2 separate regions of the Homo sapiens genome follow, and region 2 is linked to region 1. A link is a loop called in an ENCODE intact Hi-C map of the cell type or tissue named here. Cell type or tissue: heart left ventricle. All regions are shown on one strand.

Region 1 (5,000 bases):
TAGACAATTAGGCAGTTTATATGAAATCATACATCTGGTAAGGAAATATTTTCAAAACGTTTAACTGACACCTTCTTCCTGTGGTGTAATTTCATTAAATTAAAAACATGGGCTATGTTTTCCAAAAAGATAATATAGTACAACTTAAACTATGGCCAACTTAATTTATTTGAATAAAGACCAAAACATACTAAAAGTATAGCAAGCACTCTTATTACTGGAAAAGTAATATGCTTGAGAAGTTTTATGAGAAATTGTTCTGCTGGAAATAGTGAGTACATTTTTTAATGTAAAATAAGAACACATGGCCTGAATTTAGGGTAGAACATTGAAGCAGATACTATTCTAAATTTTGAGCTGTGCATCTATCATAACCTAGAGCAACAAAATTATAAGGTTTACAATTCTAAGTTGTTTCATCCTGTTCATATGTTGATGAACTAAAAATCTTATTTGTTTCTTTCTTCTTCTCGTTAACTTACCCAATGATGTTTTAAGTTATTTAATGTATGCAAGTAGTTTAAAGGTAGTGACTATGGTTTTATCTTTGTTCCTCTAGAGCACATAGGAGACAAATTTGACACTGTGGTCCAGGATAGTGTATTCTTAAGTAGAAGAAAGTCAAAGTTTGTTTTGTTTTATTTTTTCCTAATTTAAGCAACTCAATGATATTCATTACTTTCATTAATATCCATAAAACAGAGATATGTACTTTATTACATACAAAGGAAGAAGTGGTATAACCAATTTTGAAAACAGCATGCCGGTTTCCTAAAAAGTTAAGCAGACACTTGTCATATGACAATTCCCCTTTACCAGCCCTTACCCTCTTAGCTTATACTCAAGATAAAAGGAAATACACATCTCTACAGAGATTAGTACACAAATGTTCATAGAGTCTTTATTTGTAATAATCCCAAGCTGGAAAAAAACCCATAAATCCCCATCAATAGAAAAATAGATAAACTATGGCATATCCAAACCTTGGAATATCACTCAGCAATCAAAAGGAATGAACTCATACATAGAACAATGTAGATGAATCTCAAAATGATTATTGAAAGGGAGAAGCGCTAGACGCACCCTCACCAAAAACAGTGTTCATATTGTATGAATCCAGATAGAAAATATGAACTAACTTACAGTGACAGAAAACAGATTAGCGGTCACTTCAGGGAGAGAGAAAACAGAGAATAATGGGGAGGGGAGGTATTACAAAGGAGCACAAGAAAAGTTTTAAGGGAGCACAAATTTTGTTGCAGTTATGTATGTGAAACTTATCAAATTATATGACTTAAATAAGTAGTTTATTAATGTTAATGATACCTAAAAGCTTTACATTTAAAAAAACTAAATTTAATGAAGAAGAATGACTGTGAAATCAGTAATTTAATATTATTTTTAATAGGCTGAACTGTGTATCATCTGTAAGCAAAGCTATTTCTTTGCCCCCTTAGAATAGCTACTAGAGTACAATTGTCCTATATTCACATTTTTTTCCGGAATGTACTTAACAGATTGTAACTGCCTGATGAATGCAATCTAAATAATTTTTAAAATGCGTTTCTTTTATTTGCCATGTGCTTGACTTACAAGTATATCTTAAAATGTTTTTTTGTTCTAATTTTCTTTTAAACTTCTCTTAAAGTGGATATTTAATACCCACTAATAAGAGAAAACTGCATTTCAACAGTTCTGCCAAAGAGCTAGCTTTCTTTGCCATAGTATTATTAAATTATTGATTGTTCTTTTTCAGAAAGTCAGTTTAAATTACTGTTAGTTTCCAGAAATGGGCTGATTGTACTTGCATTCTTTTATAAACTTGTACAGAAGGAAAAATGATTACCCCATTCTCGAATTTCCCCATTTCCTAATCGTAACCAAAGGATCGTCCTATATATCAAGCTAATGTCTCTCCCTAACAGTTAACAACACTGTGACTCAACAGCTAGAAAATACTTACCCCAGGACTACTTGAGGAGACTATCAAAAATCTTAGAAACCATGGGCTCCACCTAGTGGCATTTTCCCAGTTGATATTATGGTTTTAAATCTAGCATTTAGCTTTCTGCACAAACCATTGTTTTTATTTAAATTCATTTAATAAAATTATAAAATAACACTATTCTACTTAAGTATTATTATTCAGTAGATTTGTGGTTTTAGTCATTTTTCTTTTTATGCAACCTTACTACTATAGTGCTTAGTATCATGCTTTTGATTTGTTTGATTATTCTAAATGGAAATAAATGGGGATTATGTTTTAATAATAAGGAAGTAGAGAGATGTATTAATATATGATAGCATTTTCTAAAAAGGGAATCCATTAGCAAGTCTATATAATTTCTAGTATTATGTCTGAAGTAACTTATAAAGGAAACGAATCTAATGATTGTATCATATAAATTATACAAAGCAGTGATCTCATGATCGTAGTTTTAAGTTCTCTGCAGCTTTTTATTTGGAAACTATTCCTCTTTGAGACATTAAATTTCTTTACCAGAATACCATATTTTTACTTGAAGAGTTGTAATTACGCAAGACTAACATTTAAGCTGAAAAGTCATTCGTTAAATGCCAATTAAGATTTCTGAAGTCATACATTTTGCTTACCAGACAAATCAGAAGATACTCAGAGATTTAGATTGAGCAGCCTATCGAAAAAGCACATTCCATTTCCACTAGCTCAGACCATTAGGAAAATGTGGGTTACCTGACAAGTCAGGAAGGGCTTTTAAATACTCTACAAAACTTCTGAGAAGCATATCTTGAGCCAGGAACCGTGCACTCATCCTCAGTTCCTTTCATCTGTACTTTAAATTGCTTTACTTCCCTCCCTGATATTCCCTCAGGTCATTTGCCAACCCACATACATGTACCTGGGAGTGTTCATGGACACACACACACAGTTTTCCTAGTGCCTCTGATTATAGCTGAAATACATTCAGCCTTTTACCTCATACTAAGCAGAGGGATTGATGGAAGAAAATTCCAGGGCAACCAAGGGTGGAGGCTAGGGATTGGTAAAGACAACGTTCCTGATGGATGCATTTTTTTTTTTTTTTGAGATGGAGTCTTGCTCTGTTGCCCAGGCTGGAGTGCAGTGGTGCTATCTCGGCTCACTGCAACCTCTGCCTCCCGGGTTTCAAGTGATTCTCCTGCCTCAGCCTCCCAAGTAGCTGGGAATACAGGCGCACGCCACCATGCACAGCTAATTGTTGTATTTTTAGTAGAGATGGGGTTTCACCATGTTGGCCAGGATAGTCTCCATCTCTTGATCTCGGCCTTGATCCGCCCACCTTGGCCTCCCAAAGTGCTGGGATTACAGGTGTCAGCCACCCCGCCCGGCCCAATGGGTGCATTCTTTACCGCTTTTCAAAACTGGATTGAGCCTCACAGTCTGCTAAGGTTTTCTGGGGCTAGCAGCCATCCAGCCCTTGCTGCATGGCTCTGGGTGAGTAGAGGATGCAGGCAAATCTACCCTCCCAGGGCCCTGGTGATTGCTGCTGCTCTGAGTTATGTAACTCCTGCTCACAGGCCCAACCAAGCAGAGTGATGATGCTACAATCACATCAGAGATTGTAAATGATGGGGTGATGATGAACAGGGGTTGCATTTTTTTTTTCTGTGTGCCCTGTATAGTTGTAGTCGCTGGCATGTCAGGTGATCAGTAAAGACTGAAATAGAAAAAGAAAAGAAAAGGAACAATTCTTGTCCCCTAGTCCCTGCTCTACTACTGAGTTACTATGTAACATTGTGCCATTTGCGGTTTGAATTAAAACATAAAATTAACGTGTGTAAGTATTTTCCCCCAAAACTAGGATGTGCATGTAAAAAACAATACCCATAAATGTTAATCATTAATAGCTTAGAAGGTGCTTTTCTGAGAGTTGATTCAGGAGCATGCTGACTGCCTTTATGGATTTGAGGGCCTCCCCCACACTTTTTAGGAAGACCTCCAAGGTTTCACCCTGTGGCCAACCATGAAACTTTTGAATACATTCAAGACCTAGAAAGAGGAGGACAGTGCACGCTTTCTTCCCTTCCTCACTTGTTTGTTCAGGCTGATAACTAGGAAATCAAATGTAAACAATTCATGTATGAACTAAAACCAGTGCTCACAGTATTGAACATTTATTTGAGGAAGATGTTAAGAGTCATATATAAAATCTAATCATATGCATATGTTTTGTGGGACACACAGGAGCCATGTGGTTCTTATGGTTAGTAGGGATTTCACATGAGAGTCTAGAAGCTGAAGGCTTTGAATATGGTTGCCATAGAGACAAACAGGCAGTTTATAGAATCCCAAACCAGGAGGATTAATTTTAATAACTTCCATCAAGAAGCAATATAGCTTTATAGTTGATAGCACAGGCTCTGGTGCCAGGCTGCTGTGGTCCAAATCCTTACCGTCTAACAGATTATGTGTGTATACTCAGGACAGTTAATTAATTTTCCTTTACCTTAACGCTATTATCTATAATCTATAAAGCAAGTATAGCGTTAATCCAAACATGCATGGATTATTATGTGACTTAAGTGAATTGAGGTATTTTACGTATAAACTATACATTTATGTATATACATACAAACACATGTGCACACACATAAAAGAGCAACCTGAACCCAGGGAGTGCATAATACATATTATTTATTATTAGTCGACATAGTTATTAAGATTTGTAATGTTTTTTCACTTGTTGGGCAGAAGACAAAATGACTGCTTTTGTTCATCTGAGCCCTCTGGACACTGTATCATTATTTTCTCAGTATACAGATGAACACTGCTTCTTTGCTCCTTCTCCATCTTCTTGGCTCAAACAATTACTAACACTTGTTTCTAAGTAGATTCTAAATTGCAGAGAACAAGAGGCTTTAACTATTTTGGTTGTGAGATACCCCATGAAATGGAAGCTTGACATAAGAATATGGAAGTAGTAATGTGGAAGAAACACAATCTCACTCTTTCATCAACAGGAATTTTAGGGGCCTGTTAT
Region 2 (5,000 bases), 740 kb before region 1:
TCTAAAAACTGTTGTTTGTGTGTATAAAAACAAACCCACAAACAACTTGCTTGAAATAAAACAAATATGTTTTATTTTATCTGCAATTTTCAATTTTTGATCTTCCTAATCAGAACCCCATAAAATAGGAGAAAAATATCAGCTTGACTTTGAGCTTCTCCATTGTATTTTCCCTGGTGCAATTATTCAACTATAAATTCCCTCAGTTGTATTACACAGAGGGCATCAAGATAAGTTTTATTTAAAGAATTATAAAACTAAAAACAGGTTATTTATTTCTAAGAATTGTTTAGGTTCTATGTATTTACAAGGTGGTTGTAGTCCAAAATATAAATCACCAGTGATCTGTTAGGTCTTTGGAAAGGAAATGTTCTACGTTATAGAAGAAAAAGCTGAATTAAGTAAAAGCAAGTGAATTACTTCTTAATGCAAAAACCAAACTGTGTAGAGCAATAAAATATCAAAACCAAAAGAGACCTTAGAAATCATCTAGCCCAACATTCCTCCCTGACCAAAAAAAATTTTACAGAAGTCAGAGAAAATTGAGAACAAATAAATGGACGTGGCAAAAAAAAAGAAATAGATCGATAATATTAAAACATTTTGATAATGTATGTTTTTTAAAATTGGAGAATAAACCATACATGACAGGCTAGTCAGATTGCTGCCCATTTGATATGATTATTCGTGAAACTCAAAACGAATACTAGGATGAAAAAGTAAGTTATATGACAATGGAAATGTGTTTGTAGTTCTAGAATTAAACAGATAAATGCTTAAAAATCACTAAAAAATTATCCTTTTTAAATGTTAGGCACATAAAATTAATTAATTAAAGGGCATCAGGTGATTGGATAATGAAGCAGGAAAATATTCCCTGTCCTATTTCACAGTGTGGCAGTGTAGCAATGCACCATGTTGTATGCTTTCATATTAGTTTAAATATCATAACTAATTCAAAAAATTCGATGGGCAAATATTAACCATAAATACATATATATATATTTCCTGTGCATTTCTCTTTTCTGTACATATCAGTGGTTTCCAGATAAAGTTGAAATACAGAATGATTTTATCAGCTCTTTATGTACCTTGGAAAATATTTTTATTTCACAAATAATTTTGAAGTAAAATTTTGAATTATGAAGTAAAATTTAAATTAATTCTGAGTGAATGTGACGCTTTTTTCTTCTCATTCAATTTTGGTGTAAGAACATTTCCCAAGAAAATACTGGATGGTGTAACATTTTGATGGAATAAATAAATTCATTTACCTTTTCTAAACAAGTCAAAAAAAGCTTCTAGCTTTATAGATGAAAAATATTAACGAGTTAGATTAAAATACACAAACACAAAATATGAATCACAATATGGGCAAAATATATCTATGAGTATGCAATATTGTCAGGTTTTCTACATTACATAATGGCATTGGTATGTATAAAAACAGGGATATAAAAGAGTGAATTTCCTCTTTTGTTTTACAACTCAAATTATTTTTTAAAGAGATATGAATGAAATATGCAGCTGGGCCATCAACCAAAATAAAGATTCCATGCAAATAGCAGGCACAATTCTACCAAGCATAGAGAAAATAAACTCTTCTTTCAAAGGTTGCCAAAGCTGTTGTGTCAGATTCAATTCTTTTCCCAATGCCCTCACACCAAGATTTTTCTTTGGTGCTTGTTTTTGCAACTCATCCAAATCTTGGGGCAGTCTCCTCACTTTGCTTTTATTTGCCTGCACTTCCTTATTCACGTCTAACTCTGAACGCTCCTTCTACCCATGCTAAACCTGAGGAGGTACCTCTATTATACCCATGATACTAGGAAAAATTAGTGTTAGAAAAGGTCAGAAACTTTCCTACATGTAAGAAACTTGTCCAATATCTCACAGCTGACCTATGACAAAACTGGGTGTGTCCCCAGGTCTTGTTAGGTGCAGACCTCAGAGTCTCATTCCCTGGAGCTGCATCTGCTATAGGATAGAGCAGAATCAGTGATTAGAAATTTCGTTATAGATTGGTGAGTTTAAAGTAAAGGATAAGCAGTCTAAGAAAAAAAAGTTTGTTAACCAATCAGGGCTCTCCATAAAGAGTGCAGAAGTAATTATTGTGGAAATTATATTGGAAGGCATGGAAGGAAATGAGGAGTTTAAAAACACGGTGAGAAAGAAAAGAGCTAAGAACAAGATTTGAGGGGAAATTCTTATTTAAAGGTAGAATGAGAAAGTTGGTAACGGAATAAGCCCTATGTCCAGAACAGAAAAGGGACTCAATAAGTGTTCAATGAGATGTTGAAGAGAAAGAAAAAATACAAACCTATATAAATTGAGGACAATGGATGAAGTGGGAGAACGTATAAAGAAGCAATACGGAAGGAAGAATTATACCCACATTGTGAGACTGTTGACTTTTTCTTGGTGATATAGTGTATAAGTTCTTACTTATATTTATATAGCTAAGACATTTATTAGAAAGATAGTTAAAACATATTCCTGGACATTAAAGTCATGTAATAGGCACAGAATTATGATTTGTAATTGATTCAACATCCAGCTATAATATTCTTAGAGGTCGTGAGAAGCAGCTTTTCCATTTGAGCTTATGAGGAGGAGGAAACTCAAGAAAAAATAGTCTAGTTATTCATACTCCACTGAGTTCTCAGATAAATAAGGTGGAAGGAGGAATAGTGATAGAAACAGTAACAAAAAAAAACCCTTGACTCTATTCTTCAAGAAGGAATATCAACTTCTTGTAAATAACTTTACACTTGTAAAAATACTATATTCAACCTTCTCTTAGTACTTTGTATGTCATCTACTCTCTTTTAATTTTAACCTGGCAGCACATGTCTTTATTTAATGGGTCTGTTCTTTCCACCAGTTAATATTCCATCTAATGATTCTTTTATTTTTACTTAAGGCATCCCAAATGTAAGAAGTTAATTGCTCCAGGAACAATGCATTCAATGTTAAGCAAACTTTTGTTAAGTACATTTCCTTAAAAGGAAGAAAGCAGCAGCAGTCTTAAAATACTATCAATTAGCTTTGGCTTTTCCCAACTGTTGACGAAGTAAAAAAAGTGTTGATTAACCTTTTGTTGATGTCAACAATATAATTCATATTAACATGGGTCAATAAAATTATACTGTGTATTTTAGATGCTTTCAGTTTACTGACTGATAAAAAAAAATAGTCCTTTCAGTTTTAAGAATATACACATACCTGTTTATGAAAAGGGGCTAATGTAAACTACCATAATTTATTTTCTGTTCATAAATGTAGGAGTTTTATGTAAGCTTCTCTTTCTTTATCTAGAATATATTGAGGATAAATTAGATGATTTCTATAGTTCTCCCTAGTTTTAACATTCCAGAATCTATGTTCTCTTTTCTTTTTCCTCAATAGTTAATTAAAAGAATGATTTAAAGGACAACTGTATTTTCCACATCGCTTTTGTAAGTAGAGTTTCATAAGACTTTTTTTTTATTTTTTATTTCCATAGGTTATTGGGGAACAGGTGGTGTCTGGTTATATGAGTAAGTTCTTTAGTGGTGATTTGTGAGACTTTGGTGTACCCATCACACAGGCAATATACACTGCACCCAATTTATAATCTTTTATTCTTCACCCCCTTCCCACCCTATCCCCCTGAGTCCCCAAAGTCGATTGTGTCATTCTTATGCCTTTGCATCCTCATAGCTTAACTCCCACTTATGAATGAGAACATACGACGTTTTGGTTTTCCAATCTTGAGTTACTTTACTTAGAATAATAGTCTCCGATCTCATCCAGGTTGCTGTGAATGCTATTAATTCATTCCTATTTTATATCTGAGTAGTATTCCATCATATTTATATCTATATATGATACATATGATATATATATCTACATATGACATATATATCTGTAAATATGATATATATCTATATATGATATACAGATATATATGATGGAATACATATATGATGGAAAATATATATTTTATATATATATATATATATATCTCACAGTTTCTTTATCCACTCGGTGATTAATGGGCATTTGGGTTAGTTCCAAATTTTTGCAATTGCAAATTGTGCTGCTATAAACATGCATGTGCAAGTATCTTTTTCGTATAATGACTTCTTTTCCTCTGGGTAGATACCCAGTAGTGGGATTGCTTGATCAAATGGTAGTCCTACTTTTAGTTCTTTAAGGAATATCCACACCGTTTCTCGTAGTGGTTGTACTAGTTTACATTCCCACCAGCAATGTAGAAGTGTTCCTTGTTCACCGCATCCATGCCAACATCTATTATTTTTTGATTGCTTGATTATGACTATTCTTTCAGGAGTAAGGGGGTTTTGATTTGCATTTCCCTGATCATTAGCGATGCTGAGCATTTTTTCATGTTTTTTGGCCATTTATATATCTTCTTTTGAGAATTGTCTATTCATGTCATTAGCCCACTTTTTGATGGGATTGGTTTTTTCTTGCTAATTTGTTTGAGTTCATTGTGGATTCTGAATATTGGTCCTTTGTCAGATGTATAGATTATGAAGATTTTCTCCCACTTTGTGGATTGTCTGTTTACTCTGCTGACTGTTCCCTTTGCCCTGCAAAAGCTCTTTAGTTTAATTAAGTCCCAGGTATTTATTTTTGTTTTTATTGCATTTGCATTTGGGTTCCGGGTCATGAAGTCCTTGCCTAAACCAATGTCTAGAAGGGGTTTTCCAATGCTATCTTCTAGAATTTTTATAGTTTCAGGTCTTAGATTTAAGTCCTTGATCCATGTTGAGTTGATTGTTGTATAAGGTGAGAGATGAGGATTCACTTTCATTCTCCTACATGTGGCTTGCCAGTTATCTCAGCACCATTTGTTGAATAAGGTGTCCTTTCCCCACTTTATGCTTTTGTTTGCTTTTTCAAAGATCAGTTGGCTGTAAGTATTTGGATTTATTTCTGCGTTCTCTATTCTGCTCCATTGGCCTATGTGCCTATTTCTATACCAGTACTAT

What was found. Peaks named below come from ENCODE experiments on the same cell type or tissue, not always from the same donor. Only the 100,000 strongest peaks of a DNase experiment are listed, where the experiment ranks them.
Region 2: a loop joins it to region 1, with 2.7 times the contacts of the local background. A loop is called at or near these places in 6 of 110 quality-filtered maps.

The regions. Positions count from the first base shown.
Region 1 is chr4:124,331,247-124,336,246 of GRCh38, reverse strand. No RefSeq gene overlaps it. Among named protein-coding and RNA genes, the nearest start is that of LINC02516, 220 kb to the left of the region's middle. In heart left ventricle, a CTCF peak has its summit at 2,028 (motif pointing left); no DNase peak of the experiment used is centred here.
Region 2 is chr4:125,072,897-125,077,896 of GRCh38, reverse strand. No RefSeq gene overlaps it. Among named protein-coding and RNA genes, the nearest start is that of FAT4, 240 kb to the left of the region's middle. In heart left ventricle, no CTCF peak of the experiment used is centred here; no DNase peak of the experiment used is centred here.